Linked DNA regions of Homo sapiens: region 2 is linked to region 1. The links are chromatin contacts, found by Hi-C or POLR2A ChIA-PET in ENCODE. All regions are on one chromosome and are shown on one strand. The core of a region is the stretch at or near the end of the contact, and the rest is flanking DNA. Distances in the headings are between cores, read along the strand shown. Region 1 overlaps MICU1 (mitochondrial calcium uptake 1). Region 2 holds the start of MCU (mitochondrial calcium uniporter).

Region 1 (7,573 bases), core at 2,080-4,579:
TAAGGAGGACTTGGTGTGGTGCTGCCATCTCTCCTGCCTTCAGTCTATGCACCTCTCACTGAACTTCCAATAGCACCATGTTGGAACAGGGCATCCAGAGGTTCACAACCTCTGTGGTCTACAGGAGGCATGAGGCACTATAAAGAGGGCTAAGGGAAGAACATGCTATTTTCAGTAGAAAATAAGTGGTGGTTACTAATTATAATGACTTTGCACTTTGGATCTGGATTTTATGCACATTTCTTTATAGTAAGACACCAACTGCTTAAGAAACAAGGATGTTTAATTCATCCATGAAACAGATATGAAGAGCATTTTAAGAGGTGCAATCTCTGAAAAATAAATCAAACCCTTGAATTTACATAGGATAATAGATATGTTTTAAATAAACTTATGACATAAGCCAGGCACAGTGGCTCATGCCTATAATCCCAACACTTTGGGAGGCCAAGGTGGGCGGATCACCTGAGCTCAGGAGTTCGAGACCAGTCTGGCTAACATGGTGAAACCCCGTTTCTACTGAAAATGCAAAAGTTAGCCAGACATGGTGGCAGGCATCTGTAATTCCAGCTACTCAGGAGGCTGAGGCATGAGAATCGTTTGAATCCAGGAGGCAGAGGTTGCAGTGAGCCTAGATCACACCACTACACTCCAGCCTGGGCGACAGACCGAGACTCCATCTCAAAACAAACAAACAAAACACAAAACTTATGGCATAAAAATGTGGTTTATTATTTCTTAAATTATAGATAAATTCTTAACATGTCTATATAGATTATGTAAAAGAATGAATATACAAAGAATGACTGAAAAAAACAGAATGAAGACAGAATAAGTGTTGAAATAGATTATTAGAGATACAGAAAGACATTAAAACAATTATCCTTGAACAGGGAAAAGATAGCTCTTCCTCTGAAACTTCAGTGAAAGAAATAAGAATTATTTCAAATACAGATTAGATAGATTTTGTAACTATAAGGGTTGGAATTTGAGTAAATCACACAGATAGCTTTAATTTTTTCTATGAAGTATGAGATATGCTCATCTGCTGAGCAGAAGGCAGGAGTAGAAAATGGAAGTAGGTTCAAAATAAATGTTTATTTGGGACATTTTAGCTGTATTTTACGAAATGGAAAGTGTGACTGGCCTGTAGATGAAACTGCTGGCACAGAGTAAAGTTGTGCTTTCTTTGAATTCACTCAGGGCAAAACAATAAATAAATGTATCCTGACAGAAAAACAAGGACACTTGATAATTGACTTGTGATGCATGACTTTTGTTCAATTCACCTCTATCAGAAATGGATTTGGGTATAGAGAAAACACATTTAATAATTTCATCTAGGCTGGGCATGGCGGCTCATGCCTATAAACCCAGCACTTTGGCAGGCCGAGGCAGACGGATCACCTGAAGTCAGGAGTTCGAGGCCAGCCTAGCCAACATGGTGAAACTCCATCTCTCCTACAAATACAAAAATTAGCGGGGCATGGTGGTGCATGCCTGTAATCCCAGCTATTGGGAAGCTGAGGCAGGAGAATCGCTTGAACCCAGGAAGCGGAGGTTACAGTGAGCCAAGATCATGCCATTGCACTCTAGCCTGGGCAACAGAGGGAGACTCTGTCTCCAAAAATAAAAAAATTACTTCATCTAACATATGAAACCAGACAGAAGATCCAGATTTTACAAAGAACTCTTCTTGCAAACACAAACCACAAACACACAAAACGCAGAAATAACTCAAATTATCTTGTTGCATTATTAGCTATAGTTTAGCAACTGAACGCAACTCCCTGAATTTTAACCTTGACATGCAAAATGTCTAAGAAATCCATCCTTTTCATTGTTCATCACTCATGTTTGCTGAACTCAAATACCTGATATCATAGGAACTGCTGTAGTGGAACTGAAACTTCGCTGAGGCAAAGCTACATAACAGCAGGTTGTGTTAATTACATAAAATCTTTTTTTTTTTTTTTTTTTTTTTTGAGACTCAGTCTTGCTTTGCCGCCCAGGCTGAAGTGCAGTGGCACAATCTCAGCTCACTGCAACCTCCACCTCCCGGGTTCAAGCAATTCTCCTGACTCAGCCTCCTGAGTAGCTGGGACTACAGGTGCATGCCACCATGCCAGGCTAGTTTTTGTATTTTTAGTAGAGACAGGGTTTCATCACATTGGCCAGGTTGGTCTTGAACTTCTGACCTCAGGTGATCCACCCACCTCCGCCTCCCAGAGTGCTGGGATTATAGGCATGAGCCACCATGCGGGGCCTAATTACATAAAATCTTGATAGTCATTTGAAGTTTGTGCTGTCCTCAAAGTTACTTGGTCTTCTAGAAGTTATGTTTCCAAAGAGATTTTATTCTGTCTCTACAACCCGATATCAGAAATACCACAAAGACTCAACTTAACATATATGATAACATTTAGCATCAGGAAGATCCAGAAAAAAAGAATCACCTTAGGCAGTTGAACTGAAAGAACTAAGAAAAAATATGCTAATCATGGTTATTGGTCCTAGATCCTTTTAACTACCTCCTTTAACCTCACATTCCAAGAGTACTTTTGGCTTAGAACATGATAGAAAATAGCAAAGAAGTGATAACTTGAAAGTGAAGATGAACCATCTGAAACATATGATTAAAAAGATTGAACTGCATTATTCTACTTTAAGATATACTTCTGATCAACTTATAAGACTATGTTTCATACTTTTCTGTCTCTGAATCCAGAACGTTTCTTCTTTTTCTCTTCTGGGTGAGGGGCAAGATCTGCAGTCTTTTTCTCATGGTTACAAACATCCCCTTCATCTTTATTCTTCCCTTTATCACCGATGTCACTTTTTAGGTTGTCTACACATGGTGGAGATTCTGCATGGGCCCTGGATATGCAAAAAAGAAATCTAGATTAATCTTGAACGTCCATCATACTAGACAAATAAGCAAACAGATACAGCTTAGCAGAGCAACAGCAATGAAATTTGTCAAATATTCTACATGAAGAAGTTCCTCAAAAAATATAAAATAGAACTTCCACATGATCTCTGGTTATATATCCCAAAGAAATGAAAGGGTCTCAAATAAATATTTGCACATCCATGTTCACAGCAGCACTATGCACAATAGCTGAAAGGTGGAAACAACTCAAAAGTCCATTGGCAGATGAATAAACAAAATGTGGTATATACAGATAATGGAATATTTTTCAGCTTTAAAAGGAAAGGAAATCCTGTCACAAGCTACAACGTGGATGAATCTTGAGGGCGTTATGCTAAGTGAAATAAACCAGTCACAAAACCACAAATATTGTATGACTTCACTTACATGAGTTACCTGGAATATTTAGATTTACAGAAACAGAAAGTAGAATGGGGGTTACCAGGGGCTGAGGGAAGGGGAAGCAAGGAAGTTGCTCTTGAATAAGTAGAGTTTCAGTTTTGCAAGATGAAAACGTTCTGGAGATCTGTTTCACAATGATGTGAATACCCTTTAAACTACTGAACTGCATATTTTAAAATGGTGAAGACATGTGACAGAAGCCCTCATCCACACGTCTTCCCATTGAAACCAGAGACGATGAGCCCTTCCAGTACAAAAACTAAATGTACTAGACTTCCAGCCATAGAGCGCCTCCTTGTTCTTCATCTCACTCCAACTCTTCCCATTCTCATTCTCCCCTTGTCCCAACTGTAACTGAAAGGGTGGAATATCAAGGTCTTTAGAAAAAAATGGTTAAGATGTAAGTTTTATGTTATGCACCTTTCACTACAATAAAAAGGAACATAAATAAAGAAGAAATAGGGGACCAAAATAATATAAGTATTTCTTTTTTAAAAAATAATATAAGTATTTCTGGTAGTTGAAGCCATTGCTGCAATGATATAATACTAAAATTAATTAAATATTACAGAACTGATGAAATACAAAAAGAAGACTTTTGCTTACAGCCATAATGGAGCAAACGATAATAGATCTGACTTCCTACCAGGGCAAAAATACAGAAAATTGAACAAAATATATCAAATGACTGCTTTCAGACACTGCACAGTATGCAACTCTCTAAGAAAATGGTGGCCTGGCCAGGCGTGGTGACTCACACCTGTAATCCCAGCACTTCGGGAGGCCGAGGTGGGTGGATCACTTGAGGTCAGGAGTTCGAGACCTGCCTAGCCAACATGGCAAAAAACCATCTCTACTAAAAATACAAAAGTTAGCCGGGTGTGGTGGTGCTTGCCTGGTCCCAGCTACTTGAGAAGCTGAGGCAGGAGAATGTCTTGAACCCAGGAGGCAGAGGTTGCAGTGAGCCGAGATTGTACCAATGTACTCCAGCCTGGGTGACAGAGTGAGACTCCATCTCAAAAAGAAAAAAAAAAAAAAAAAAAGAAAAGAAAAATGGAGGCCTATAATTGCCCAGAATTTCTGTCTGGAAACATTTTCTAGACCACAAAGAGGATCCCAAGCCAAATACAGTGATCTTGCTAAACTAAAGTGACAGAGATCAAAGTTTGGAAAACCTGAGGTGCCTGGAATTGGTGAGGCAGAGGACTCAAAAGGAAAAAGTCACACAGAGAAAGAGCTCCAAAAATGTACACAGAACACTCTCGAGTATTGAGTCAACACTCAGCAGTGCATTCTTAGGATGAAACTACACAAAGTAGTTGCCAAGGAGCCACAGGCCAGTCAATTTCCAGAGCTCACAAGCAGGAAACAATCAAGCTCTACCAAGTCAGACTAGAGGAACCTCACTGAACACCCAAGGCATTTAGTAACATCCCAGAAAGATCATGCTATATTAATAGGGCTAAGATAGCTCTAGAGGCTGGGCATGGTGGCTCATGCCTGTAATCCCAACACTTTAGGAGGCTGAGGTGGGCAAGTCACTTGACCCCAGGAGTTCAAGACCAGCTTGACCAACATGGTGAAACCCTATCTCTACTAAAAATACAAAAAAAAAAAAAAAATTACCCAAAGGATCATACATCATGCTGCTATAAAGACACACGCACACGTATGTTTATTGCGGCACTATTCACAATAGCAAAGACTTGGAACCAACCCAAATGTCCAACAATGATAGACTGGATTAAGAAAATGTGGCACATATACACCATGGAATACTATGCAGCCATAAAACATGATGAGTTCGTGTCTTTTGTAGGGACATGGATGAAGCTGGAAACCATCATTCTCAGCAAACTATCGCAAGGACAAAAAACCAAACACTGCATGTTCTCACTCACAGGTGGGAATTAAACAATGAGAACACATGGACACAGGAAGGGGAACATCACACGCCGGGGCCTGTTGTGGGGTGGGGGGAGGGGGGAGGGATAGCATTAGGAGATATACCTAATGTTAAATGATGAGTTACTAGGTGCAGCACACCAACATGGCACATGTATACATATGTAACTAACCTGCACGTTGTGCACATGTACCCTAAAACTTAAAGTATAATAAAAAAAAAAAAATTAGCCATGGTGGTGCACACCTGTAATCCCAGCCGGGCATGGTGGTGCACACCTATAATCCCAGCTACTTGAGAATTGCTTGAACCCAGAGGCAGAGGTTGCAGTAAGCTGAGATCATGCCACTACACTCCAGCCTGGGCGACAGAGCAAGACTCCATCTCAAAAAAACAAACAAACAAAAATAAAAAACAGAGAGTGACAGAGTCAGAAAAACAGTAACTATGTATTTTAAGAAAGAGAAGACTGTGGCTCACTACATTTTCTCTTCTTTCCAAGGAAGTTTCCATAACTAGTGAAAAAAATTATCAGGGACACTAAAGTACCAAGGTTCCTTTGTTAATTTCACAGGGTCACCAAATTGTGAAGTCTCAGAAAGCATTCATTTTCTTTTTTTTTTTTTTTTTTTTTTTGGAGACAGTTTTTCTCTGTCACCCAGGCTGGAGTACAATGGCACAATCTTGGCTCACTGCAACCTCCACCTGCCTCCCAGGTTCAAACAATTCTCCTGCCTCAGCCTCCCAAGTAGCAGGGACTACAGGCTCACGCCCTGTGTCTGGCTATTTTTTGTATTTTTGTAGAGATGGGTTTTTGCCATGTTGGCCAAGCTGGTCTCAAACTCCTGACTTCAAGTGATCCAACCACCTTGGGCTCCCAAAGTGCTGGGATTACAGGTGTAAGCCACCGCGCCTGGCCAGAAAGCCTTCATTTTCTAAAGCTGCTATTGCTATCCCTATCCCATTATTTAAAATGTTCAGCAGAGGAGACAGGCAGACCTTGAAGCACAGTGTTTCCTAAGTATTGCCTTAGCATGTTGAATTCTTTGAAACATCTTATTTCATAGACGAATATTAACAATACCAAATGATCCGAGCAAGAAATTCTGATACAGAGTTAAGCCAGAAATCAACTCCTTTCTGACAACAGAGATGACTGGAAGAATAAAAGTATACGCAAGAACAAGATGGTTGGATAACACTCACCTCTTCCACAAAAGACCAGTACTTGCAGTTACTGCAGATGCTCCCAGGAAAGCCACCATCATTAGTCTTCGCCGGATCTGGATGGGCTGTGATCCTCCATGGTACCATCGAGAACCCACAGCCAGTTCTGCCAAAGCAGAAAGTGAGTTCAGACGAAACATCCTGTGGACAATAAGTAGAAATGTCACTCTTAGCTAGTGGTAGTTATGATGATGATGATGATGATCCTACCAACATTTCTAATAAACACTAAAGTAATTGCTCTATGACAGGCACTATTCTAAACAATTTGCTTATATTATCCCATTTAATCCTCAGAATAATCTTATGAGCAAAGTACTACTTATAAAACTGATATATTAGTCAAAGTACAATTAGAAGACAGAAACCACATGATAATTTGAGTATGAAACTTTTAATATAAAACATTATTAAGGCCAGGTATGTGGCTCATGCCTGTAATCTTAGCACTTTGGGAGGCCAAAGAGAGAGGATCATTTGAGCCCAGGAGTTGAAGAACGGCCTGGACAACATAGTAGGACCCCATCTCTACCAAAAAAAATCAGCCAAGCATGGTGACATGCACTTGTAGTCCCAGCTATTCAGGGGGCTGAGGTGAGAGCACTACTTAAGCCCAGGATGTTGAGGTGACAGTGAGCTATGATCAACAGAGCAAGATGCTGTCTCAAAAAAATGAATAAAATAAATAAAAAATAAAAAATTATTAGTTACAACAGGAAATTTACTACTCAGAAGTTAAAGAAATAGCAGATATAGGGAGCAGTTACTATTCTAGATCTGACACAGAGCACCAAGAAAAGACCAGTCTATAAAAGGTCTACTCTCACTCACAGGGCAGAGATCAGACTGTGTGGAGAGGGCACAGCTATGTATGTCAGAGAAACTTACTAAGGTGCCATGCCAGCAAAATGCACTAGAAAGCCACTCTCTGTGATGCCAGAACAAGTCATCTACTGGACAACTCATGCCAGCGGAATTTGTTGGGAAGCTGACCTTCGCGATGCCAGGGGAAGCCACCCATGGGGAGGCAGTTTCACTAGGAAATTGCATATGAGAGTTGCTGCTAAAACTCCTTAGGAGCTGGGTGCCATTGAGTGTCCCACTAG
Region 2 (7,573 bases), core at 1,924-4,423, 130 kb after region 1:
CAAAAATACAAAAATTAGCTGGGCGTGGTGGTGCAACACCTGTATTCCCAGCTACTCAGGAGGCTGAGGCGAGAGGATCGCCTCTGAACCCAGGAGACAAAGCTTGCAGTGAGCCAAAATCGTGCCACTGCCCTCCAGCCTGGGCGATAGAGTGAGACTTCGTCTCAAAAAAATATATATATACACATATATAAATAAAAATATATATATTATATAATAAAAAAGTATAGATAGAATAATTTTTTTTTAAGAGAGAGAGTCTCGCTCTCTCACCCAGGCTAGAGTGCAGTGCCATGATCATAGCTCACCATAACCTCAAATTTCCTGGGCCCAAGCAAGCCTCCTGCCTCAGCCTCCTGAGTAGCTGGGACTACAGGCGTGCACCACCACACCCAACTAATTAAAAAATATATATTTTTAGAGATAGGGTCTCGCTGTGTTGCCCAGGCAAGTCTCAAATATGTGGTCTCAAATGATCCTCCTGCCTCAGTCTCTCAAAGAGCTGGGATTACAGATATGAGCCACTGTGCTTGGCCCTCAATTTTTTAATGGTTGAATAATTTTCTGTTACAAAGTTAGTGTCTAATGTATTTAACCATTTCCCTATTGGAAGACATTGAGGTTTTCTTCAACTTCTTTCTCATGAAAGTTACAATTTTTAAAAGTTTTCTGTGGTTGTCTTGCCCTCCTTTTTAAATGTAGTATCTCTGGAGTGATCAGCACAATCTCTGGCACATAGCAGGTATGTTAATTCCCTTTCCTTCTCTCTCTATATAATGTGTGTGTATATACAGGCACACACACACATACTTTTTTTTAGGTTTGAGAAGAACTTTCTGTTGAGCTATCTACACTTTCTCCTTATCAGGCTTGGCCAACCAGCTCATATGAGATATGTCCTTTGCAGCTATGAAGAAGTTTTTCTCTGTGAGGAGATAATTGATATTTGTTTAAATTAATTGCCGGCCTTGGATTATCAACACCCAGAACTGAGTATAGTCAGTGAATCCTCAGATTTATACAGCCTATCTCTCTCTGGTGCATCAGTGGTTTCATCTTAGTAGATAAAAGATGACACATTTTGGTAAATAGGTAGGATGAAAACTTTTGCTAATACTGCCCATTTCATGTTTGTGCACTTAAAAGTATTATTTACTTAGTTCTTTTGCTAATGCATATGAGTAAATCTCACTGCAGGATGCACATCTAATTTTCATGCTTGGAAAAATAGAGTAAAGGCAATTCTAGTAAAATTTCTTAAAGTGGAAAGTGGAAATGGAGCAATCCTGATTCATAGCTAGATCTGGTGACAGCACAGAAAATAAAAACAAAACTAAAATCCATGGTGATCTCTGTAAGAAGGCATGAAGGGGTGAGAGAGAAAATGGCACAGCATGGGTAAATACATCAAATGCAGTTGGGATAAATATAGATGGGTGGAAAATAATTGTAAGGGAAATTGTTCCAGGAATGTCATGGATTTCCAACTAGGGGGATTACTGTGTGCAGCTGTTGAATGGGGGCTCATTCTTGAGGTCTCAAGTTCCACCTGTTGGGCAATAAAGCCTTTTGAGTGAGTGACATGATATCTACCCCGGAGAAGCCAATCATCTCACTGTTTTGGTGTAGGTGGGGCATAAGGATTAAACAAACAAAAAACTTCCACGTCATTTTTTAGCTATTCTTGGCCAAGAAGGTACCATTTCAGTCAAACTTTAAAGAATATTCTTAGAATAAGTGATAACATTTTCTTCGTATTTATGTGTGTGTTTTGTTTTTGTTTTAAATTTATCATCTAAGGCTACACTACAAAGATGTTTTCCAAAATTTAAAATAATGCTTGTATTTGCTTCCCAAACTATTTTCCTGCTCCAGATTTTAAAAAGAGGTGTGAGAATTTAATCAGCTCATAATAATAAACAGCTAGCAAGGAAATACTCTTCTAAGGAAATTCAGGACCCAAAATCTTTCTTAGGCAGTATTCAAGGAGCCCTCATTGTGAGTTTAAGTGGAAAGAAGTGTTTTTCAAGAGAAAGTGTTTGTTATTCCAAAGCGTATTCTGATAACTATTTCGGCAAAATTATGAAGCATCATTAAAATAGCCTTTTACATGAATTTTTTTTTTTTTTTTTGAGATGGAGTCTTGCTGTGTCGCCCAGGCTGGAGTGCAATGGCCCGATCTCGGTTCACTGCAAGCTCCGTCTCCCGGGTTCACACCATTCTCCTGCCTCAGCCTCCGGAATAGCTGGGACTATAAGCGCCCGCCACCACGCCTGGCTAATTTTTTGTATTTTTAGTACAGATGGGGTTTCACCGTGTTAGCCAGGATGGTCTCGATCTCCTGACCTCGTGATCCGCCCGCCTCTGCCTCCCAAAGTGCTGGGATTACAGGCGTGAGCCACCGCGCCCGGCCTTACATGATTTTTTATTACGTTATTAATGTGTTCTGTTTCTGTAAATGCACACAAAGTCAAATATGATAAAATAGTGCTGTTTCTGGAGAGTGTGAGAATATCCGTATAAAGGTGCTGTAAAAATGAATTGGGTATTTGAGATGTATACACGTCAGTTAATTCACTCTGAAGGCATGTACTCATTCTGGGACTTTGATATTGTAATCGTTCTACCTCTCCTATATTATGCTACGCATCACAGTCATTAGATCACTCCGTGATGTAGAGTTAATTTCAGCATATCTAAATATTATCAGTTATGAATGATAATTCTAGGCGTGTAGTTGAGAGTTACAGCATACACCGTTAATGGTTATTAATTTGGTGCCTATTTTGCCAACTTAGAACACTCACTTAGAACTCAACTTCGAACAAAGCTTTTCACAAATATCTATATCCCCCGTTACTCTTATCATAGCTCTATTGTTGGTGAAGATTAGCCGAACTGAACATGCCATCTCTATTGCTGTTATTTTCACGGGTTTGGGTGTCAATTATGGGTTCCCTAGAATTTGCCCGTAATTGACTATGTCCCACTATAGGTAACTCTGGAAGGGACTGGCAGCTTCCAGTGTGGTTCTCCCGCCTGTCGATTGGACCTTGCAGGAAGCCCCGCCTCATCAACTCAGTCAAGGGCTTTAGTTGGCCCGGCGTCGGTGAGTGGCGGGTCTTAGCTCCGCCCTGGCCGTCCGCTGCGCTGCCTGGGTCGGCGCCGTTTCCAGTTGAGAGATGGCGGCCGCCGCAGGTAGATCGCTCCTGCTGCTCCTCTCCTCTCGGGGCGGCGGCGGCGGGGGCGCCGGCGGCTGCGGGGCGCTGACTGCCGGCTGCTTCCCTGGGCTGGGCGTCAGCCGCCACCGGCAGCAGCAGCACCACCGGACGGTGAGCGAGCGCGCCCGGAGGCTCCGGGGAGGGCGGGGCGGCGCTGGCGTGTGGGAGCCGCCGGCGGGCAGGCCGCCGGGGCAGCAGGCGAGTTACCTCAACTCCCGGCCGCTCCGGAGGTTGCCGGGCACCGAGGAGCCGCCGTGCCCTTCAGGCGCCTGCGGCGGCGACCAGGAAGGGAGGGCGGGCGGGAGGAAGCCGAGAGGAGGAGGAGGGGCGACGGCGGGGATGTTCCCGCAGGACTGGGGACACCAGGGCGGGGAAGGCACGGGACTTGAACCTCTCCCCGACTCGCCCCCAATCGCGTTCCCTCCCTTCTTCGTTCTTAACAGCCCTGCCCCAAGGCTCCCTGAACGGAGCCAGATGGAAGTTGTCCCCTTTCCCTCCTCCTCCGGGCGGGTTGGGGAGTTCTGAGTTGCCGCGGCCGCCTTGTGTGTGCCAGGAGAGTGGCAGTGCCATGCTGCTGGGAGCTGCCCCGGAGAGCAGCCCAGGACCCCGGCGGGGCCGCCCCTCGTCCTCTCTCGTCCCCGAGGGGTCGGGCAGGAAGGAAAATCAAACTTTATTCCCCTCTGTGACTTCCTCTGTGTGTGTGCATGGGGAACCGGCTCCCTCGAGATGGATGCTGCATTGCTTCAGGAGGCAAGCTTCATCCTCTTGGGTCCTTAAAGGTGCTTTTGGGGGTCCTTTCGAGGGCTACTGTATAAGCGTGTTCACGCGTGCCTGAAGCGGGAAGGGTGGTCAGCAGGCACAGGAGAAGCGAATATGGTAAGTTGTTGACAGAGGCAGAGATTTGGTGGTTGTATTAACCAGTTGTTGCTGGGTTTCATTGGCTGGCAGAAAAAGAGGATTTCTGTTTGAACACTCTTGGGTGAGTGTGTGTGTGTGTGTGTGTGTGTGTGAGAGAGAGAGAGACAGAGTGTGAGAGAGATTTCTTTTTTCAATTGCAAGAGATGAATTTGGCATGGAGTTCTTAACCTAACAAGTCAGGAGGTTTCCTTCCCTTGGACTTTCTAGACCTATATGTGTTGGTCTCTGGCCAGCTCTGAGGGAAAGAATGTAGGTTTTATTTGCTGGGGCTGAGTTGTATAGTGTGATTATTGGAGGATCACTGCAAACAGCTTGATAGGAGAAACTACAATAGTACCTTCAACCCTCAATAAACACATCGCCTGCCTTGTTCTGATCATAACTCTTAAGAGGAAACTGAACTGGAGCTCTTCGGAGAGGATACTCCTAAGGCCAATGACAGCATCAAAATCGAGTGCCTGAAAGATCTATGAAAAGACCTAATGCTCTGCAAAAGCAAGGTTGTATTGTTATTATTAGTCATAGGTATGGACCCTATCCTCATTCTTGTGAGAAGATTGTACCTCTTTTTATTTGGCATACTGGCATATTGCTTTGCTGAAGCTTTTGGGTGACAGCCAAGAGCTTTTCCACAGTTCAATTTAATTTGCATGTTTCATAGCCTCTAGTTATGTGTTTTGTTCTCTTAAAAACATAAGGCCACCCCAAATTTTGATTGCATTCCCCTTTCCGTCGAACTACTTAAAGGCTTCCCAAGTTGTCCTTAAGTCCATATTTTGATAAGACATCTTCTGACTTTGCACAGTTTTTAAGACTGTTTGGGTGTGATATTCATTTAGCATTTTAAAAAATTTGTGCCTTGTATATTTTCCACTATGCAAATTTGTCAGGCTGTGAGTGTCTCCCTTGTGGGGATACTTCACGAAGGTGTTCTCTGTGCTATTCTAGGGTGGGTAAAAATGAAGTGCTGAATTTGTAACTGAAAGCACAATTAAAACGAAGTGTTATTTCTAAAGGGCAGGAATGTTATGGGAATGGTGACTTGTACATGAATTTAGAATTGTAAGATTTTGAAAAAAATTGAACCTGATTATTTAAAGTGTATAAACATTTTATTTTTCTACAATTCTTCTGAAGCCATCATGTATACAGCTGTTTCCATAGGATAGTCTGTGATTCTTTACAAGAAATTCCATTTAAAAGATATTGAGGCCCTAAAAAGAGAGAGACTTGGCCAAGGTTACGTTAGCTAATACGTAAGTTTTAGGACTCCCACTCATCTGAGATATTCTCACCTCTTATTGTGTTCTTTTCATTGTAAAGTGCAAATGCTCCTTTACATCTCTCTCCTCCCTTATAAAATTTACTATTGTCCATTATGAAAGTATTGCTATTTCAAAACCCCATGAATGGGAATTCTCCTGTAAGTAGGTGTTGATTTGAGTACATATATTAGGTGAATATGGGAGCAAACAACTTACCAGAAAGAATAGATGTTCTGGTAAAGGTCCCTGAGAGACACTAAGGTTGAATCTTGCTTGGGAGACATCCTGTGTATGTGCAGCAGATGGCAGTCTGCATTGGAATGGATCACAAGTCCAGTTTGTGCCACTTTTGTTCCGCTGTATGGTATGGTAAATTACAACCAGGGGGGCATAACCAGTTACAGCACTGCCTAATTTTTTAAGTGAGAAATTCATCTTTTCCAAGTTTCGAGAATGAGTCCAAAGCAATACAGTAGCTCAGCTAGTTGGTAAGTGCAATTATGAAGTTATAAACTTAGTTTGTCTCTTCCCCCTTCTCCATTAGTATGTCATTCAACTGAGTAAATAAGAGTAAAGGTACAGGGGCTTATTCAATATTTTTAGCACCATCTAGTGTAATTTTTTTCCTTCTCTCCGGCTTGTGACTGTAACCAAAACTGATGTAAAATGTTTGTTGCCTGCTTTTCTGTATGGTTAGTGAAGGTGGCTGCTATTTTTAAGTATGATTCTTCGAAGAGGAACTGCCTTTCATTGTGAGCTGTGTAATTCCATTGCTAAAACAAACTATTTCGTCTCTGATTATGACAGCCCCACTGTTGGCATTTTCTAGCAGTTAACGGCTATGCTGAATTACTACATCTTTTACTTAAGTCTGTCATTGTCCTGTTACAGTTTGTGGCTGACTTGCTCTACTTTACACATCACAGTTCTTTTGGCAATGACATTGTTTCAGCTTAACCTGAAAGTTTTAACAGGTTACACTGCCTGACACAGAGGCAGGTCCTAACTCTTTAATTGAGTTCCTCATAGTCTGGCCCAATCTTATTATGCCAGATTCATCCCAGCACAAATACTCTGTTGTACTTAAGCTAGTCTCTGCACTGTCCCATACATTCATACTAAACCTTTATGGATTTTTTGTAGCTGAATTTCAGCCTTTATCACCCCTAATCACTCCTCTAGCCTTTAAGGTTCATTTCAGGTTACAGACTGTGATGTACAATTCCTTTTGAATCTAACATTCGCACTTTACACATGAGGAAACCTAATAAACTGAGGAAAGTCACTTGTTAAGTTATGTTTGTGGTTATGAACAGACCAAGGATTAAAATTCCTTTACTTTTTTTTTTTTTTTTGATACAAGGTCTTGCTTTGTCACCCAGGCTGGAGTTCATTGACACTGTCACAGCTCACTGCAATCTTGAACTCCTGGGCTCAAGCTCTCCTCCCACCTCGGCCTCCCCAAGTAATGTGCACCACCATGCCCAGCTAATTAAAAAAATTTTTTTGGCTGGGTGCGGTGGCTCACACCTGTAATCCCAGCAACTAGGGAGGCTGAGGCGGGCAGATCAGGGGGTCAGGAGTTGGAGACCAGCCTGGCCAACATGGTGAAACCTCGTCTCTACTAAAAAGACAAAAATTAGCTGGGCATGGTGGCAGGCGCCTGTAGTCCCAGCTACTCGGGAGGCTGAGGCAGGAGAATCACTTGAAACTAGAAGGCGGAGGTTGTAGTGAGCCAAGATCATGCCACTGCACTCCAGCCTGGGCGAAAGAGCGAAACTCCGACTCAAAAAAAAAAAAAAAAAAAAAAAATTTTTTTTTTTTTTTTTTTTTGGTAGAGACAGGGTATTTCTACCAGGCTGGTCTTGAACTCCTGGACTCATCTTCCCAAAGAGCTAGTATTATATACGTAAGCCACTACGTCTGGCCAAAAATTCCTTTAAATGGAGATGGATTCAAGAATTCCTAGTGTGAAGATCTGGCCTAAAATTCCTTTAAATGGAGACAGATTCAATAATTCCTAGCGTGAAGATGATACTTTCAGGGATAATTTCTATAATTCGTTACTAGAAAAGTTTCTCTAAATGTGTAGAGAAAAAAACATTTCCTAGTTTGAATCTTGATTTGTGTAATTCCTGGCTCTTAACCCTTTTCTATTGTTGTCTTCTG

What was found. Hi-C counts contacts between places; a loop is a spot of excess contacts on that map. ChIA-PET counts read pairs that join two places held with the same protein, here RNA polymerase II (POLR2A). Pooled maps may share reads with other maps.
Region 2: a loop to region 1 is called in a map of MCF 10A, with 6 times the contacts of the local background. The contact joins the promoter of MCU here to the enhancer-like site in region 1. A Hi-C loop is called at or near these places in 5 of 168 maps with a recorded cell type or tissue (Calu3, GM12878, MCF 10A and 2 more), 21 of 37 single-sample maps with no recorded cell type and 19 of 50 pooled maps. POLR2A ChIA-PET finds 5 or more read pairs at or near these places in 2 of 52 experiments (BJ and PC-9).

Annotation. Positions count from the first base shown.
Region 1 is chr10:72,560,187-72,567,759 of GRCh38, forward strand. MICU1 (mitochondrial calcium uptake 1) reads right to left here. Exons shown (of 12, transcript NM_001195518.2): 2 at 6,447-6,608; 3 at 2,709-2,877. The coding sequence starts at 6,607. It also overlaps the pseudogene COX7CP4. Among named protein-coding and RNA genes, the nearest start is that of MICU1, 62 kb to the right of the region's middle. RefSeq lists a silencer at 1,770-1,879. Within about 2 kb of position 3,330, at least 3 of the 41 ENCODE cell types and tissues checked have a DNase peak (open chromatin) inside an H3K27ac peak, as active enhancers do.
Region 2 is chr10:72,688,970-72,696,542 of GRCh38, forward strand. MCU (mitochondrial calcium uniporter) reads left to right here and starts at 3,174. Exons shown (of 8, transcript NM_138357.3): 1 at 3,174-3,332. The coding sequence starts at 3,183. RefSeq lists enhancers at 2,792-2,851, 4,522-4,611 and silencers at 3,052-3,511, 3,602-3,651, 3,672-3,761.